2 separate regions of the Homo sapiens genome follow, and region 2 is linked to region 1. Evidence: read pairs that join two places in POLR2A ChIA-PET (ENCODE). Cell type or tissue: PC-3. All regions are shown on one strand. Each heading gives the region's core, and the rest is flanking DNA. Links, peaks and the distances in the headings are about the cores only.

The links. ChIA-PET counts read pairs that join two places held together with the same protein. Peaks named below come from ENCODE experiments on the same cell type or tissue, not always from the same donor. Only the 100,000 strongest peaks of a DNase experiment are listed, where the experiment ranks them.
Region 2: POLR2A ChIA-PET joins it to region 1 with 5 read pairs; 3 of 35 experiments call an interaction of 5 or more read pairs at or near these places.

Annotation. Positions count from the first base shown.
Region 1 is chr7:80,823,451-80,826,345 of GRCh38, forward strand. The region is part of intron 4 of SEMA3C (semaphorin 3C); the gene reads right to left. Among named protein-coding and RNA genes, the nearest start is that of SEMA3C, 94 kb to the right of the region's middle. In PC-3, for the core only: no CTCF peak of the experiment used is centred there; no DNase peak of the experiment used is centred there; H3K27ac peaks cover 62 bases.
Region 2 is chr7:80,928,159-80,931,097 of GRCh38, forward strand. No RefSeq gene overlaps it. Among named protein-coding and RNA genes, the nearest start is that of SEMA3C, 11 kb to the left of the region's middle. In PC-3, for the core only: no CTCF peak of the experiment used is centred there; a DNase peak (open chromatin) is centred at 1,663; H3K27ac peaks cover 876 bases.

The sequences.
Region 1 (2,895 bases), core at 1-2,500:
AAAATAGATGTTTAAAAAATATATCCTGGAGCACAGGTGAATAGGCCTTTAAAAATATTGACTCATTATGGTCCATAATCTGCAATGACACAAAAATACTTCATACTTTCTTCTTCTTGGTCTATACCTCCTTGATCTAGGGAAATGAATCAAGGTATTTTGAAAAAGAAAATATATTTTTTAGGAGCTTAGGGTTGTATGGTCACAGAAATAGGGAAACTGATATTCTACAATTAATAAATCAAGTTTGACACCATGTGCATGTAATGTATATATATCTAAATATATATAATCCTACTTAATTTTTCAACCGTCTCCTATAGTATTTACATAGTACATCCATTAAGCCCTATTTCATGGATATGTTTGACAGCATGTGCTATTGTTTAAGCTCAATTTATTTAGAGTATGAATAAAATATTAACATTTAGAAATAAATGGAGCATGTAGGAATGTGAGTACATAGGGGCAGAGAGAGAAATGGGGAGTAGGTTATATTCTTTTTAGCCAAGGCAGAAAATCCGACCATGAAAATTTATTTTCTTTAAAAACGTTAGTTTATTACAGAATTATGCTGTATTACTACCTAAGACCAAATTTTAAATCACATTAAATTTTCTTCTTATAATTGTTATCTTGTTATAACGTCAATTAAAATTTGATACAACCAAAAAATCTGAAGGATTAAGGGATGCTTAACTCTGTTTTATTTTTGCTTTCAGTTGTTATAGCAGTATGGATTTTAATTGCTAACACTTTATGTTTTGCTTAGATGATTAACAGAGCTAAAAGCAGAAAGTTTTAGCTTAATGAAAATATACTTCTAAAATATATATATAATAAATGCACTACAAACATAATTAATCTAAAAGCATTAATAAACTCATCATCTACTGTGTCCTACCCGCAAGCCCTGACAATCAGTTGGAACGAGTTCACGTGCTTGTATGCACTGTGACCTGAAGGGGTGAGTAGATATTTCCCAGGCTGAAAACACCGGAAGATAATTGAAGGAAAAGAGAATCAATTGCATGCAGCACATACCAAAGGCTGGAAGAGAGAGAGGGTACAACTTTTTCGAATTTCAGTATCATTGAAATAAAAGGTTAACAGAAGTTCTAATATGATTACTACAAAATCTATCAAACCTTTCTTAAATAACCCAGCTGTGCTTTGTGTGTGTCCCTTAGCATTTATCATTTTCTCTCTGGAGGGATAGCATGTTTTAGTGGCTAAGGGTACAGAATCCAGAGCTGTATGTGACTTAATCAGACAAAGACCATCCCACTTCACAGCAGCACAGCTTAAGTTTCTCACTTTCTTAGTAATGCAGTTATTTTATCTTAGAAATACAGGTGGTGACAATAATGTCCACCTTGCAGTATTGTTATGAGGATTAAAATAAAGCACTTAGAACAGGACCTGGCGTGTTCCATTAAATGTTGGGTATTTTTTCTGAATATCAGTGTATATATGTCTCACCATATCTAGCACATTGTAAAGACTTAAATGTAAGGACTCCATCTAATTCACCTCCAGTTTCTTCACAACAACTAATTTGTGCAAATTGAAAGAATTCCTGTATTTTAAAAATATTAGGTTATTAGATAGTATTTATTCCAACTTTTAAGAAGTTCTTAAGTATGTCGTTTCATTGAGAAATGTAAGAAGGATAGGTTGTTCTGTACAACTTTCAAAGATCTATTTCACATTATTTTTCTGCTACAGGACTTTTTTTTCCCATAGCCTAAGTAAAGGACACTTCTATAAGTATTTCACATGTATGAAATGGGATGGATTTGTCAGACATTCTTTTCTTGCACAGACCAAACATGTATTTTTTGATTAGTATTTCCCAGCACTCAACAATGTTGTATGGACAAACAAAACCTGTCCAGCCGAGTCCTAAAAATACATAGGAAAGAGCACTCCATTAGATATTTCCCTTGTGTATAACTGGCCATATAGTAGAATTTAAAATATCCACAAATTACAGCATGACAAAACTATGGGAAAATGTCAGCATGTATTGAAGATTTTTATCTAATAACGTTTAATTGTCAGAAAGCAAAACAAAAACCCCAGAGGGTTTCTACTTTGACAAAGGAAGTAAGAAACCAAATGACTTGTCTAAGATTCTTCAGAAACTCGGCAGCAATTTTTGGAAATAGAATGTACAAAGGTACCTAAATTCTGCACATTCTGCCTATGGCAGTTCATATGAATGAGAAATGCAAATCCTTTTGAACAAAGGACAATGCAATTCAGTATAGCCACGGGATATTATTGTGGCAAAAGGCAAGGCATGATCAGACACACATCAATGGGAAAAAAATCTCATTAGAGAATAAAAGAAAACAGTTTAATTCATCCACAATTATTAAAATAATAAGGAACAAAACATCATTCTCTGCAACATTATACTTCATTCTACCATTGGTTTCCTGGAATGTCATTGTAATGTATTTGTTTAAGTGTTTCTTCTACATTTTTCTGGATTTTTTCCCCCAAGATTGTGGTCTAACAGATCCCTTGGATAGCAAATATGCCCCTGCAAATTTCTCCTGCCCACTTTTAAATTTTTTTATTGGATAAATCACTCCAAGAACCCTCTAGCAAGGCCAGAGATCCTACCCTCCAGAGTCTTCCATGGCCCTGCCTTGAGCCAAAAACTTTTGCAACTTTACACCTGGGGCTGTTAGGAGTCAATGAAAATAAATGTTTCATTTCCTCAATCCCATATTTCCACTTTCCACAGGATTAGTATTTTTCCCATGTTCGGTCTTGTCTGATCCATCTCTACTTCCAAGACTCAGGGCAGTCTTCACTCCTGAAATCAGCATCTCTTGACCCTACCACAAAATAAATGCTTAGACAACATTTTTTAACACTAAG
Region 2 (2,939 bases), core at 179-2,678, 100 kb after region 1:
GACTTTCTTCAATATTTTATTGAGAAATATTTCATTATTTGACTTCCATTTAATTTGTCTCTTAAATATGCATAAGCTCTTTGGTCACAATATATTGCCTCTCCATAGGATTTATGTCCTTTAACATTATAAGATAAATATACTTTCTCAAAAAAAAAAAAAAAACAAATATACTTAAGTACTTTATCATTATATGATAAAGTCTATAAAGTATCCTTTAACATTACATGAAATAAGTACATTACATTAAATAAGTACATTTATCATGTAATGTTAAAGGATACAGACTTTTATCATATGATACTTAAGTACATTTATCATATAATGTTAAAGGATACTTTATATACCTCATCATATAATGATACTTTATATTCTTTATCCTTTATGTAGTTTATCATTATATGATGTGTGTATACACACACACACACTCTCACACATACACCAGGGTATAGGTGGTCTAGGCATATGACACATTTATAAAAAATATATATATTTAACTCTTTTAGTCTCCCAATTTCATGTAAGGCTCTTTAATCCCATAGCCATCTCTTGTCTTTATTCTTTTAGCAATTCCTTCCTTGTCAGTCTTTTTTTTAAATTGTGGGTAATTATTTTATAAAAGCAAAATACTATAAGAGTACCTGCAAATTCATTTCTTTTAATGAAGAAAGTAGCCTTTGGCAACACTTTAAACAATTACTGGCTAAATACTGCACTGGTTAACAATTTGAAGATTTGAATATTGCATTTTTTTTAATCTTCTAAGATTGCTGTATATTTTGATGGACAAAACAAATGTCTTCTTCTTTTAAAGCTTAACATTTCCCCCATATTTAGACTTCAAAAGAAATTTCTTCACCACTCAGTTTCATTTTAAAATAACTGTATATATACATAAAAATGATAAAAATACATATACAAAGTGGATATATATATAAAGGGGGTATATATAAAAGGGATATATATATATATAAGGGAGATATATATAAAAGGGACATATATATAGGGGATATGTATATAAAGGGAATATATTTATATAAAAGAGATATATATAAAGGTATATATACACATATTGTATATATATACACATATTATATATATATGTGTATATTTTATATATATATATATATATATATATATATATATATATATATATATATATGGGAGTTTATTAAGTATTAACTCACAGAATCATAAGGTCTCACAATAGTTCATCTGCAGGCCGAGGCGCAAGGAGAGCCATTCCAAGTTCCAAAATTGAAGAACCTGGAGTCTGATGTTCAAGGGCAGGAAGCATCCAGCAAGGGAGAAAGATGTAGGCTGGGAGGCTAGGCCAGTCTCTTTTCACATTTTTTGGCCTGCTTATATTCTAGCCGTGCTGGCAGCTGATTAGATGGTGCCCACCCAGATTAAGGGTGGGTCTGCCTTTCCCAGCCCACTGACTCAAATATTAATCTCCTTTGACAACACCCTCACAGACACACCCAGGATCAATATTTTGTATCCTTCAATCCAATTAAGTTGACACTCAGTTTTAACCATCACACTAAGGAAACACAGCTGCATGAAACATAGGGAAGACAGAAAGCTGTACTAACCATCTCCACCCCACTTCACTCCTGTCACACAGCTACGTGTAAGGAATCTGGCTTGGGGAATTAGTCACAGGTCGTCATCATCTAGCCCTGCCACATCCTCTGGGATGTTCTCCCTCCAGGCAGGCCATGGCCATGTCTCAACAATAGTTTCAGAGGCTCTGAATGATGTCAGCGTCACTTAGGAGGGATTATAGGATAAGTTGTGTCCCCCCAAAAGATATGTTGAAGTCCTAACCCCCTTGTACCTGTGAATGTGACCTTATTTGGAAATACGGTCTTTGCAGATGTCATTCATTTAAAATGGGGTCATTAGGTTGGTTGTTAATCCAATATGACTGGTACTTTTAAAAGAAGAAGGCAATGTGAAGACAGATGCAGAGATTGGACTCAGGCTGCCATAAACCAAGGAATACCTGTGGTTACCAGAAGCTCAGAGAGACAACAAAGGATCTTCCTCCAAAGCAGGGGTCCCCAGCCCCTTGACTGCAGACCGATTGAGGTCCCAAGCTCAACTGCCTGAGCTTGCCTCCTGTCAGATCAGGGGCAGCATTAGATTTTCATAGGAGCGGGAACCATACTGTGAACTGAGCTTGCGAGGGAACTAGGTCGTGCTCGCCTTATGAGAATCTAACCAATGCCTGATGATCTGAGGTAGAACAGTTTCATCTCGAAACCATCCCCCACCACCCTCCCCCCACACTCCCCTTTCATGGAAAAATTGTTGTCCTCGAAACCATCCCTGGGGCCAAAAAGATTGGGGATCACTGTTCCAGAGGGTTTGCAAGGGGCATGGCCCTACTAACATCTTGTTTTGGGACCTGTAACCTCAGATCTTTGAGAGAATGCATTTCTGTTGTTTTAAGTCACTCAGATTGTGGTACTTTGTTAGGATAGCCCTAAGAATTTAATAAATGTTAATTTTCTGCCCCCAGTCCCTGTATTATAATATCATCTTTCCCCTGGATCATAATACTATAAATTAACACTGTTCTCACAGAATGGAAAAATTCTCTTTCTTCTGAGCTTCAGACTCCCGACTTGTCAAATGTTATCAATAATGTTTTCCTTTCATAATTGTGTAGCTTAAGCCAAATAAGAAACATGAAGTATCTGACGTATAATAGGAGTCAATGATTCTTTAACTCCCTACTTCAATAATTTTTAACAACATTTTCTGATTAAATATCACCTTAAATTTCTCAATTTCATATTTGTTAGTAAAATTCCTTCAAGATGTGTACTGTCTTCAAATATTTTATTTAAAACTGAAGACTTACACATATCTATTAGACATTGGTATGAACTTATCTTAACACATAAATATATATGGTTATATAAATA